Linked DNA regions of Mus musculus: region 2 is linked to region 1. The links are chromatin contacts, found by Hi-C or POLR2A ChIA-PET in ENCODE. All regions are on one chromosome and are shown on one strand. The core of a region is the stretch at or near the end of the contact, and the rest is flanking DNA. Distances in the headings are between cores, read along the strand shown.

The links. A loop is a pair of places that touch in the nucleus more often than their neighbours do. ChIA-PET counts read pairs that join two places held with the same protein, here RNA polymerase II (POLR2A).
Region 2: a map of left cerebral cortex shows a loop between it and region 1 (2.3-fold over the local background). The contact joins the promoter of Nr5a2 here to the enhancer-like site in region 1. A Hi-C loop is called at or near these places in 4 of 37 maps with a recorded cell type or tissue (heart and left cerebral cortex). POLR2A ChIA-PET finds 5 or more read pairs at or near these places in 1 of 5 experiments (embryonic stem cell).

The regions. Positions count from the first base shown.
Region 1 is chr1:136,552,114-136,558,220 of GRCm38, reverse strand. It overlaps a transcript of Kif14 not described here. Among named protein-coding and RNA genes, the nearest start is that of Zfp281, 70 kb to the left of the region's middle. Within about 2 kb of position 2,205, at least 2 of the 3 ENCODE cell types and tissues checked have a DNase peak (open chromatin) inside an H3K27ac peak, as active enhancers do; they include heart and left cerebral cortex, where a contact is called at or near this core.
Region 2 is chr1:136,958,940-136,965,485 of GRCm38, reverse strand. Nr5a2 (nuclear receptor subfamily 5, group A, member 2) reads left to right here and starts at 5,038. Exons shown (of 9, transcript NM_030676.3): 1 at 5,038-5,259. The coding sequence starts at 5,196.

The DNA of each region.
Region 1 (6,107 bases), core at 956-3,455:
CTGCTGATTTACAGATTTACAGACTCATCTCCCTGCGAAACGACCCTCTACAAAACTGTAGAATATTGCTGACAATTTAACATCCTATTCAGGAAACATTGAGATGAGGACTGTGCGGGTTGGGGATTTAGCTCAGTGGTAGAGTGCTTGCCTAGCAAGTGCAAGCAAGGCCCTGGGTTCTGTCCTCAGCTCTGTAAAAACAAAACAAAACAAACAAGCAAACAAAAAGAGGTGAAGACCGAGGACCGTGTTGCTGTAATGCTGTAGAGGTCAGATGTCAATACATACAGGGTGTCTTCTACCACACTCCTTTTTTTTTTTTTTTTTTTTTAATGTTTTAAAAATCACTTTTAATTATGTGGATGCCTCAGTGTGGGTTTGTGCACAGGAATGCAGATGCCCAGGAAGGCCAGAGGCATCGAATCCCCCTTGAGCTAAAGTTACAGACAGTAGTGAGACCCTTCTGCAGGTGCCGAGAGCTGAACTCTGGTCCTCTAGAGGAACAGAACATGCACTAACTGATGAGCCATCCGCTCAGCCACATCACGTGTTCCCCCCCTCGGGGGTGGGGGACGTCTCACTAACCCTGGAGCTCACTGATTGGCTAGACTAACTGGCCGTGAGGCCCCGCCCCTCATCTTCCTGGCTTCCCTTCGTGCAAGCTCCTACATTTACTTAGCATTTACATTCGAGTTACGAATTCAAACTCAAGTCGTCATTTTTTTTTTTTTTTAATTTTTATTTATTATTATATGTAAGTACACTGTAGCTGTCTTCAGACACACCAGAAGAGGGAGTCAGATCTTGTTACGGATGGTTGTGAGCCACCATGTGGTTGCTGGGATTTGAACTCTGGACCTTCAGAAGAGCAGTCGGGTGCTCTTACCCACTGAGCCATCTCACCAGCCCCTCAAGTCGTCATTTTTTACCCACTGAACCATATGTACACTATAAATGTATACCATAATGTACGCTATAAATAAGTAGAGGTATAGTCTAAAAAAATCTGTACATATTTTGACAAAATCCATCCTCAAGATGGTGGAAGGTTATTGCTTGGTTTATATACATTTTTCACGAGTGCAGCCGCTGATGGGTCGTAGGTGGGAAATCAAGTGATCATACACCGGCATCGTTTTGAGCCATTACAGGAACAGAGAAAACCTGCAGAGGACTTGGTCTGTTCTCCATTTTGATGGCACGAAAGCCATCCCTTGCTTTTAAAGCAAGCACAGGGATAAAAATCCCCGTGATGGACTCAGAGACCTTCTGACCTCATCTCTCACCTTGGCTTTTAGTCTTGTTGGTGGTTGTTTTGTTTGTCTTGTTTTTAAGATTTATTTATTATACAGCATTCTGCCTGCAAGTATTCCTGCAGGCCAGAAGAGGGCACCAGATCCCATTACAGATGGTTGTGAGCCACCATGTGGTTGCTGGGAATTGAACTCAGGACCCCTGGAAGAGCAGCCAATGCTCTTAACCACTGAGCCATCTCTCCAGCCCCAAGTCAGTGGGTTTTTTTTGGATGTTGTTTTCTGAATGGTGTGTGTGTGTGTGTGTGTGTGTGTGTGTGTGTGAAGAGAGAGAGAGAGAGAGAGAGAGAGAGAGAGAGAGAGAGAGAGTTTTTTCTTGTCTTTCCATACCCCTTATGGTGTATGGTGCAGTACTACACTGACCTCAGCCTGTGGAAACAGGACAGACTCTGAAGGCACTGAAGGGGACTATGGGAAGGTCTGTCTGTGGCTTTATCCTTCCTTAGTTCTGCTTCTGGCTTACAGGTTGTCCATTTCTCCAAACTCATTCTCAGTTTGTAGAAATGCAGCTGTTTGCCAAACACCTACGGGATAGCGCAAAAGCTCGTACCGTTTTATTAATACCCTTTTGGGTTCCATGTATCTACACACAAATCCTGCATCTTGCAGCAGTCCCAAAATGAAGACGTAGATGCTGTCTGCCTGGGAGAAGGGAGGCACTCAGTCCTCGAAGGGCTGCTGTTGAGCTCAGACTAGAGGCACATTCCTTTCTCTTGACACAGAGTTTCCAGCACAATTAGCATTTTATAGGCATCCCACAAACACTGTGGAAGGGAATCGAATTGCCACTGGAAATGGCCAGAGTGATTAAAATATTAATTCTAAACAGCAGAGGGAGCACCCCGGGCGTAGGTTTCACAGTGGTGGTCAACCCTGATCCCGTGCACAACCCCCTGGGAATGTCAAGAAGCAGCCAAGCCCTGGCTGTCAGAAACCTGACGGAGTAGACACAAGATAAGACTTAGCCACTGAGAGTTTTTAAAGGTCCACTGGTAATTACAGAACATAACCAGGTATGGTGGGTAGGATTTTTTGTTGTTTTGTTTTATTTAAGTGAAGAGTTTGTGTTCCCTGAACGGCATTCTTCCAAGGCCAACGCTTCTGAAAGGAGCACTCACAGAGGATGACAGGACTGCCAAGCCGCCCAGGAACTGCTTCTGAGAGTTGAATTTGTAAATGAAGAGGCAGTTTTGCTTTTCGGAAGCAAGATCTACCAGCTTGTTCTTAAAGGGCCAGGTAGTGACGACTTCAGGCTGCGCAAAGCTTTGTACTCTGCAGCAAACTCTCACCTTGGTCATCAGGGCAGAAAGGCGGTCCTGTGGAGACACGTGAATGGGCACAGCTGTGTTCTAATAAGGTTTTATTGATGGATGTTCAATATTGAATTTCATGAAACCCCATTCTATTGACTTTTTTTCTGTCTTTTTTTTTTTTTTTTTTTTTTGGTTTCTCGAGACAGGGTTTCTCTGTGTAGTCCTGGCTGTCCTGGAACTCACTCTGTACACCAGGCTGGCCTCGAACTCAGAAATCCACCTGCCTCTGCCTCCCAAGTGCTGGGATTAAAGGCATGAGCCACCACAGCCCAGCTTTTTTCTGTCTTTCTTGAGACAGTCTCACTGTGTAGTTCTGGCTGGCTTGGTACTCACCACGTAGACCTGCCTGGCCTTGAGTTCACAGAGACCTATGAACTATGTTTACCTCCCGAGTGCTGGGATCAAGGCATGACCACTGAGTCCAGACTGATATTTTTTCAACCACCAGAAACTATAGCGGGCTGAGTGAGATAGGGCTCACCAGGTAAAGGCACTTGCCGCCAACGTGGGCAACTTGAGTGGAAGGAGGGGCTGATTCCCAAAAGTTGTCCTCTGACTTCCACAACCCCACACACGATACATAAAATAAATCATACATACAAAAACAAAACAAAAGAAAAAAAAAACCCAACTAAACAGTGGCTAGGTTTGTGAGCAGGCCATTGTTACTGTCCCTCCCCCACCCAAATCCTGCTCTAGAAGAATGCATTAAGCCAGTCCAAGCTGGCTGCTGGTGGCAGACATATTTAATCCCGGCACTCTTTAAGGCAGAGGCAGGCGGATCTTTATGAAATTGAGAGATCAGCTTGGTCTACAGAGTGAGTTCCAGAACAGCCAGGGATATACAGAGAAACTCTATCTTGAAAAACCAAAACCAAAATAGAGAGGAGAGAGGGAAAGAGGGAGAAAGGAAGGGGGGCAACATAGACACAAATAACTATTAAAAGATAAATTGAGGGCTATAGAGATGACTCAGTAGTTATGAGCACTGGCTGCTCTTCCAGAGGACCTGTGTTTAATTCCTAGCAACCACAGCTCACAACCATCTGTAAAGGGATCTAATTCCCTCTTCTGGCAGGTATACATGCAGATAGAGCACTCATACATAAAATAAATAAATCTTTTAAAAATATATATATATATACACACACACATACATACATACATACATACATACATACATACAGGTATCCAAAGGCCAATTTGGGTGTGACAGATTTAACCTGTTTCATACTTCACATCCCGTTCTTGCCCTGACAGGGAGTCACAGTGAAGTGATTTCTCAAACCCCAAGCATACTCGAGAGTTGGGCGGTTTTGCTTTGGTTTTTATCTGCTGCTTCCTTGTTGTGCTATTGTGGGAGTGGAGCTGGCTCATCTTCTGGCACAGTTCTTCCTAGAGCAATTACAAGCCCCAAAAGATGTGCTTGCGGTAGGGTCAGGACAAGACGGAGCTAACAAGAACTTAATAGCCCAGTCACAAAACTTGAGGCTGCCCTGTGTCGGGCTGCTTTTACTGTCTTTTGTGTCATAAAAACGACCAGCTCCCTGCTCTCAAGTGAACGGTTTATAGGCATTGATTTATACAAACACAGGTCTATTAAATATGAGCCCAAACATTTTGGAAATTTAGACATAAAAGCGCAGGAGAGGGCATGGAGTGAGTCCCACTGAGTGCATTCTCTCCACAGGTGACACTGGAAGTCTTCGCCACCGAAGGGCACGCTTCCTAAAATGTGGGTCCGCGGGGTAGAAGAGCAGGCAGGGAGAACCAGCGAGCCTCCTTGATATTAGCTGAAAGATCTGCCTCACATGCAAATCTTTCCTACCTTTGAACTGTGTCAGCAAAGCTTCCACCAGGCCAACATTCAATCACAAGATTATTATAGTGAGAAATAAAAACCTTCCATTACACTTTCCAACAAAATAATGGTTCCGGATCAGAGATAAGACGAGGGTGCTTGGGTGCGCGCATGTGCGCGTGCGTGCGTGTATATTTTGAATATAATCCGAATAATCTTTCCCCCATCTTTGGAGAAGATAATGGGACGAGAGAGAGGTAAGATGTAGGAGGAGGGACATCCCTGACGGGACTTTAGGAGTTGTAGAAATGCCTCTCAAATAAGGCCAAACCAGTCCTGGTCCTGGATCTCACAGGCAGCCACAGGCTCTGCCACTGCAGGGGTCATAAATGTGTTTTATGCTTCCAGTTGCTGGCTGAGGCCTCATCGTGCCCAGGCAGTTACCCTCCCCTAATAGCACAGAACAAAGACCAAAGTCCCACCAAAATGACGCTGGAAATTGCCCAGCTGACCCTCACCTCTTTGATGGGCTTCACTTTCGGAAGCTTGCCCAATCCTATAGGTTGGACCAAGAGCCCATCTCTATAGTGACATTAATGTTCCTCCCCAGTCCCACGAGGGAATTTTCCAATTACACACACAAAAATAAAACCCACAAACCTGACAGCGGGCAGAGGAGGATCCAGAACTATTGCTGATACCAAGAGCTGCTTCTTATTAAAGGTTGAGATTTAGTGCAAAAGTTAGAAGTGGGGACTTGCTGGAGAAGGTAGGTGCTGGGCGTACCAAGCTCGCTTCTGCAGAGACAAAGATGGGGATCGGGCCTCTGGGGGTGGCAGAGAGCAGATGCACCATCCATCACCACCCACACCTGCCTGTCCTCCTTCCCAGGCCTAACCTTCAAGGCCAATCTCTCCTCTGCGTGCTGGGAAGCAGAGTTTTTATTTCACCTGCTTGAAGGCTTGCGGTGACCATCTCTCTGCCACTGTGTGCTGAATCCCCTAGGAACAGCAGCTATTTCAGGATAGGAGCTCTGCCCCCTCACCGATCTTGATTTCAAATGTAAATTTTCTGAGTTGTTTTAATTGCTTTTTAAAATAGTAAAAATATGATAAAATAACTTCTCATCTTGACTTCCTACAAATACAAGAACAAATCAGAGGGAAGTAGAACATGTCTATTTTCATCTTTATCTTTATTTTATACTGTGATCACTCTGATTCTTTGTCTGACAAACTGGTCTCGAGCGCCTACTTGCTCAGTCAGACCCTGTTGAAAATGGTGAACAAAACATTTATCGCCACCACCGTGCTAATTCGGTTCAGTCTAGGCCCCCATGGTAATCAGCTAACCAGGGAAACGTGATATGCTATATCCACGGAGTTCAGAAGACACCCTGAAGTTACACTGTCCCTACAGCTGGCTTATGACAAATGTTTTCAAAGCAAATTTTAAAACTTGACTTCAAGTTGGGTGGAGTTCACTTTTAATCTCAGCACTGGGGGGGGCAGAGGCAGAGGCAGAGGCAGAGGCAGAGGCAGAGGCAGAGGCAGAGGCAGAGGCAGAGGCAGAGGCAGAGGCAGAGGCAGAGGCAGAGGCAGAGGCAGAGGCAGAGGCAGAGGCAGAGGCAGAGGCAGAGGCAGAGGCAGAGGCAGAGGCAGAGGCAGAGGCAGGTGGATC
Region 2 (6,546 bases), core at 3,789-6,288, 400 kb before region 1:
ATGGGCATAATATTAAAATAGATAAATCTTAACAAACAACCACAAAACAAAAACAAAAGCCAGAGGCCAAGTATTTCTTTGCCCCAGGAAGAGGCAGAGCACAGGTCTGAGCTTTCTCATCCCAATGCCAGGTTGCTGACCACCCGGCCTCACGACCAGCCTTCCTGCCAGGAGGATCTCACCGTGTGTCCCACTCAGGTGGTTTGCATGTGTCTCCCCAGACCACATGGCTTAAAAAGGAACTAGAGCAGCTGTCAGCCTAATAACAGGATCTGGTAGACTACACTGGTCAGTGACTAGATACTACACCAGTGCTTTAAAAATCTGTCTTCAAAACACAGGGCAGGTATGGGAGAAAACCACCCTGTTCCAGAGTGTTACACATGTGAGTGAGCATGGCTGGAGAAATACATGGTCCTTCTGCATATTCATATCAGTTTGGAGAAGAGGTATTTGTGTTGTAGCCATTAAGCCTTAATCCCACCAACTCCAGGGGGTGGAAAGTTCAAGGTGTGGGTTACACAGTGGGCTCAAGTCCAGCCTAGATAACTTCGTAAGACCCTACCCCAAAGTAAAATAATTAAAGTAAAGCATGCTGACCCAAGCCAGTAATTCCTGTACTTGGAGGGGGAGTGGAGGCAAGAAGAGCAAGAGTTCTAAACTAGCCTTGGCTACATATCCATTTGGAGACAGCCTGGGCTACATGAGACCCTGTTTTTAAAAAGAAAATGAGGCCAGGCATGGTTGCACATGCCTTTAACCCCAGCACTTGAAGGCAGAGGTGAGCAAATCTTCGTGGGTTTAAGGCCAGCCTGGTCTACGAGGTGAGTTCCAGGACAGCCAGGGCTGTGTTACACAGAGAAATTATGTCTCCAAAAAGAAAAAAAAAATCAAGAAATGGAAAAAAGAAAAGAAAGGAAGAAGGAAGGGAGGAAGGAATCAGATTGGTGATTAGCTGAATAGCACAGTACTTGCCTGGTATGCATGGAGCTCTGGTCCAGTCCCCAGTATGTACACATACAAGCAAGTATTTTGAATTCACCATTTATCTATGGGCTGCAGTGTAGCTCAGTGGTAGAGCCTTTAGCTACATACTCAGCACTGGATTCATGGATTCAAAAGCAAATTTAGTCTAAGTGAAGAGCATGGGCCGTATTGCTTGCACTGGGACACAGGACTTGATGCTCAGAGACACTGCTAGCATGCTTCCCTGGCCAAGGCTATCTGTTCCCTTGGCTGGTGGGAGCGAGTGACCCTATTTCAAATTGCTTACTTTCTATACATAGGTAGTAACCAAACCTCCTCGCCTTCCTAAGGTCTCATGGTATGTAACCAAGATATTTTTCACATCCCTGGTGGGCATAGTCACAAGGGGACCACTTCTAATTCGTCCCTCCAGAGTTCACAAAGAGCCCAACCCTTCCAAACTTGACAGCCCAACCTGGAAGAAGTGCAGAGGGAAAGGACAGTCCTGTGCCCTCTCTTCCTCCACCGGCTTTCTCCAACATATCGGACGGAGGCTCTGTTCCAGCATCTCAACTGAAACGAAGGAAGAAGGGGGATGAGATGAAAACTCTTCCCCGCGTCAAGCACTACCGACAAAGAGGAAAAGCTATCAGTTCTACAATAATTGCTGTAGCTGTTGGGTGGTGATTTTTAAATTTTTTATTGGATATTTTTCTTTATTTGCATTTCAAATGTTTTCCCCTTTCCAGATCTCTCTTTCAGAAACCCCCTATTCCATTCTCCCTCCCCCTGCTTCTATGAGAGCGCTCCCCACCCACCCACCCTTCCCCTTCTTCCCATTCAATTCACAGGCCATATGAAGCCCAAGAAGGAAGACCAAAGTGTGGATGCCTCAGTGCTTCTTAGAAGGGGAAACAAAATACTCACAGGAGGAAATATGGAGACAAAGTGTGGAGCAGAGACTGAAGGAAAGGTCATCCAGAGACTGCCCCACCTGGGGATCCAACCCATGTACAGTCACCAAACCTGAACGCTATTGTGAATGCCAACAAGTGCTTGCTGACAGGAGCCTGATATGGCTGTCTCCTGAGAGGCACTGTCAGAGCCTGACAAATACAGAGGCGAATGTTCGCAGCCAACCATTGGACTGAGTGTGGGAGTCCCCCACAACAGAAGAGTTGGAGAAAGGACTGAAGGAGATGAGGGAGTTTGCAGCCCCATGGAGGGAGCAACAGTGTCAACCAGTCAGACCCCCCCTCCAGAGTTCCCAGGGACTAGACCACCAACCAAAGAGTATAGTCTCTGGCCACAAATGTGTTAATTTTTGTTTTCTAAATCCTTCTGGTCTCAAACTCGCTCTGTAGTAACAGGTGACAGTGAACTTCTACTTTCACCTCCTGAGTACTGGGAGCCCAGGGGTGTGCCAGCTTCATGCATGCTAGGCAGACACTCTAGCAACTGGTGGGTAAAATCTTGTTAAAAGAAATATTCAGATGTTGAGGCAAAATTCACATGAACACATACACCTATCTACTTAGTTTAAACTCAGCACTGTACGGTACGAATGGCTTAGAGAGATGACGGCTGTGAAGTGTGTATACACGTGTTTTAGTTACCTAGAAATAGATTCTCTCTCAGGCAACTGAGAGAATAAAACAGACTTCAGCATTCAGCACCCAAGCCAGTGGTGGCACACATGCGCTGCATGCCTCCATACCTTAGGTTGCCAGGGCTATATCTCAGGACCGCATCTCAAAATAATTAAACAGAGAAACGCATCCTCCTATCAGTGAGCTTTCTTCATTACACCTGAACAGAACCAGCATCCCACCTCAGACTGAATGCAGACCAGATGAGGGAAACCGGAAACCGGAAACCGGCTGGTCACCATGAAGTCACACAGTAATAAGATTTGAGAAAATCCTACCGATTATTTTATTTATTATTATTTTTAATACTTATTAATTATTCTGGTTTTCTGAAACAGGGTTTCTCTGTGTGGCCCTGACTATCCTGTGTAGACCAGTCTGGCCTTGAGCTTACACCTGCCCTCTGCTTCCCAAATGCTGGGATTCCAGGCCTGTGCCACCACTGCCCAGCCTTTACTTTCTTTTTTTCTTTCTTTTTTTTTTAATTAGGTATTTTCCTCGTTTACATTTTCAATGCTATCCCAAAGGTCCCCCATACCCACCCCCACAGCCTTTACTTTCAATCACTATTTTTTCATTTACAATGAGCTATGTATAACAAATGATACATAATAGGTTTGGTAATATTTTCCATTGAAATGTTTTAAAGTTTCTCTAGGCTAATTTCCTCTTTTTTTTTTTGTGCCATTTGCTTTTTTTTTTTTAAGATGTATTTATTTTTACTTTAGGTGCAGGAATCTTCTCTCTGTGTGGACATCTGCCCACTGTGTGTGCAGCATGAGCAGAGCCACGGAGCAGAGCCACAGAGCCACGGAGCAGAAGCCACAGAGCCACGGAGCAGAAGCCACAGAGCCACGGAGCAGAAGCCACAGAGCCACAGAGCAGAAGCCACAGAGCCACGGAGCAGAAGCCACAGACGGTTCTGAGCTGCCATGCGGGTACTGTGTGAGCTGCCATGACGGTGCTGGGGACCAAACCAGGGCCTCAGCAAGAGCAGCCAGCTCTCAACCACTGTGCCACCTCTCCAGTTCCTCCCTTTGCTTTTGTGGGGGAAATTATTGCTACACAGCCCAGGGTTGCCTTCAGTGCACCATCCTCCTGCCTCAGTCTGTGAGTGTTGAGTTACAAAGTTTGTCACCATACCTAGTTGAGCCTGGGGATTTATGTATGCTAAACTTGTACACTCCATTATTCAACTATACCTGAGTTACTCCATTTTAGCTTCTAGAAGATGTATTATATGAAGAGTGATGCTTCAGAGACCTAAATAATTTTTAAGAAAAAAGCTGTTTTGCAGAGTTCTGTGTCCTTTAGCCTATATATAGGGAGATTTCTGGCATGTCAGACTGTTGTTTGATTGCTCAGAGAAATAACAACAAAGAAATAACTGACAAGAATTGACATCCTATGATCTTTTAAAATCCCTTTAATCTCAGCACTCTGGAGGCAGAGGCAGGGGGATCTTTGAGTTCAAGCCTAGCTCTACAGAGTGAGTTCCAGGATTGCCAGGGCTATATAGAGAAACCCTTGTTTCAAGGAAAACAAACAAACACAAACAAAACCAAAAACAACCAGAAAAAGAAACAACACCCAAGGTTGTATTCTGGACTCCTTATGCATAATCACATAGTGTACAATCTACCCCCCCTACACACAGGTGGGGGCCCCCACAAATACATACACACTTATATATACAGAATCATATATGAAAAATGCATTATACATGTATCATTTTGCTCAAATTTTATCTCAAGGTATTTTACTTTATGGAGGTAAAGAAATGACCGCTTTAGCCCAATGACCAATATACAAGCAAGCTAATGCCTCTTCTAACAAACATACAGGGTTGTTTTTTTTAAGGCAACTGGTCAAATGGTAAGTAAATACCCACGAGCTTGCAAGTGCTCCTGTAGGGTTTCAAAGTGTCAATCATATCTACAGTCATCATTTAAAGAATTAATGTCCGCCAATGTTATCATCTAAAATGTATTTGCAGAGGTCAGAAGAGCAGAGTCTGTCCTTCCCCATGCCAGAAGCAGTGACATCAAAGGGCCATGTCACAAGCTGCAGTTTAGTTAGTGGACTTGAGGTGGTTTGGAGTTTTTATCCACTAAGTATGATCTCCTGACCCCTTGGCTTTACAACTTTCCACACTCTGGGCTGCAGAAGAACCCCTCCTTTTCTGAGTTAATCATTTCTTTGCCATTATCTGCCAAGAGTTCTTATCTCTTTTGCTGTCACTTTATAACAGGGTCCTCTTATCAACCGGCACAGGGTCATGTGACCAGTTGAAGCCTATTGAAAGCTTCCTTTCTTCTGATTAGAAACCATCATGAAACTGGAGACATGGTTTACAGCAGGTCATACATGCTGGAAAAAGTGCAGAGTCCAGGAGAACACGGACTGGAGCCTTTCTGAATTCTGTTTTTTCCCCCTTTTTCTTAACTTTCACTAAGGAAATGAGGGTTACTGTAGTCTGAGGTTTCCTTCCCAAAGTCACAAAATATGACAAGCTGCAATCTTTCTCACATTCAATGATTTCTGCTGTAAGCCAAAGGACTGCCAATAATTTCGCTAAGAATGTCTGCTAGTTTGGATACTGGAGATTTTCAAGAATTTCTTAAGCATGGACTTACAGCTATTGGTAAGTAGGAAGCCACTCTCTTAACATCTGGCTGTTTTGTGCTACTAATGGTGGATTTGTGTTTTAATGTACTACTTTGCCTGCAGTAATTATTAAAAGCATACAATAAGCCCACACATATATCACACATTTATTTTTCTTGAAGTTGAAAGAAGCAAATGAGTAATTCAACACATGAATATCATTTATTGTATCCGGTGTTTGGGGATGCCATTGTATTAGATCCACTTAGCAAAAAGCTTAGGGTTTTGAGACAGGGTTTCTGTGTAGCCCTGGCTGTCCTGGAACTTCACTCTGTAAACCAGGCTAGCCTCAGACTCAGAGATCCACTTGCCCCTGCCCCTGCCCCTGCCCCTGCCCCTGCCCCTGCCCCTGCCCCTGCCCCTGCCCCTGCCCCTGCCCCTGCCCCTGCCTCTGCCTCTGCCTCTGTCTACCATGCTGGGATTAAAGGTGTGTGCTGTTACTGCCCAGCAGAAAGTCCAGTTGTTAATCATCTATTTCAGCCTTAACAATTTTTGATCATTTTGAATCAACCATGCCAAGTAAAGTTTTGAACATTTTGAAACAAGCAAATAAGATTGATCAACCACTGATCAAATAAAACTAACAGGGAACTTACCAGCAATGTGACATCTCAACTGGACCATGAGATGTCTCATTCACCGTGATCCTATAGAGATTTTTGTTTGTTTGCTTGTTTGTTTGTTGGCAAATGAAAGTCATTCAAGAAAAACAAAGTCAGCCTATTATTAAAGGATTCTTGGGGGTGGGGGGACTTACTGTGACTTGCTTTTAAAGACAGAAAGAACCACATACCCTCCCCACAAGTGGAACCTAGAGTTTGGGCACTTTCTAGGCAAGCACTCAATCTCTGGGCTACACACCTGGCCACCGTGTGAAGCATCTTGGGGTTCCTTGTTGTTGTTTGGGGATGAGTGAGGATTGAGTTTGGTTTTGGTTTTCCTGAGAGACAAGGGGTCTCATTATATAACCTAGGCTGGCCAGGAACCTGCTCTGTCGTCTTTCTCCTTGTCTCTCTCCATAATACCAGAACTGTAGGTGTGAGCTACCATTCCTGACTCATTATTTTAAAGGATAAACATCCCCACACATACATTTATACCAATATAGAGCCATAAATGTGGGAGTTTTACCATAAATTTAGTAAATACAGTAACATTCGGTTCATCCTAAAAGTTAAAGACAAAGGGAAGCAATTTCCAGTAGGTTGTGACCCTGCTGGAGAGCGTGTCCCCTTTGCTTCCTCTGGATAGGAGCCAGGGTCGA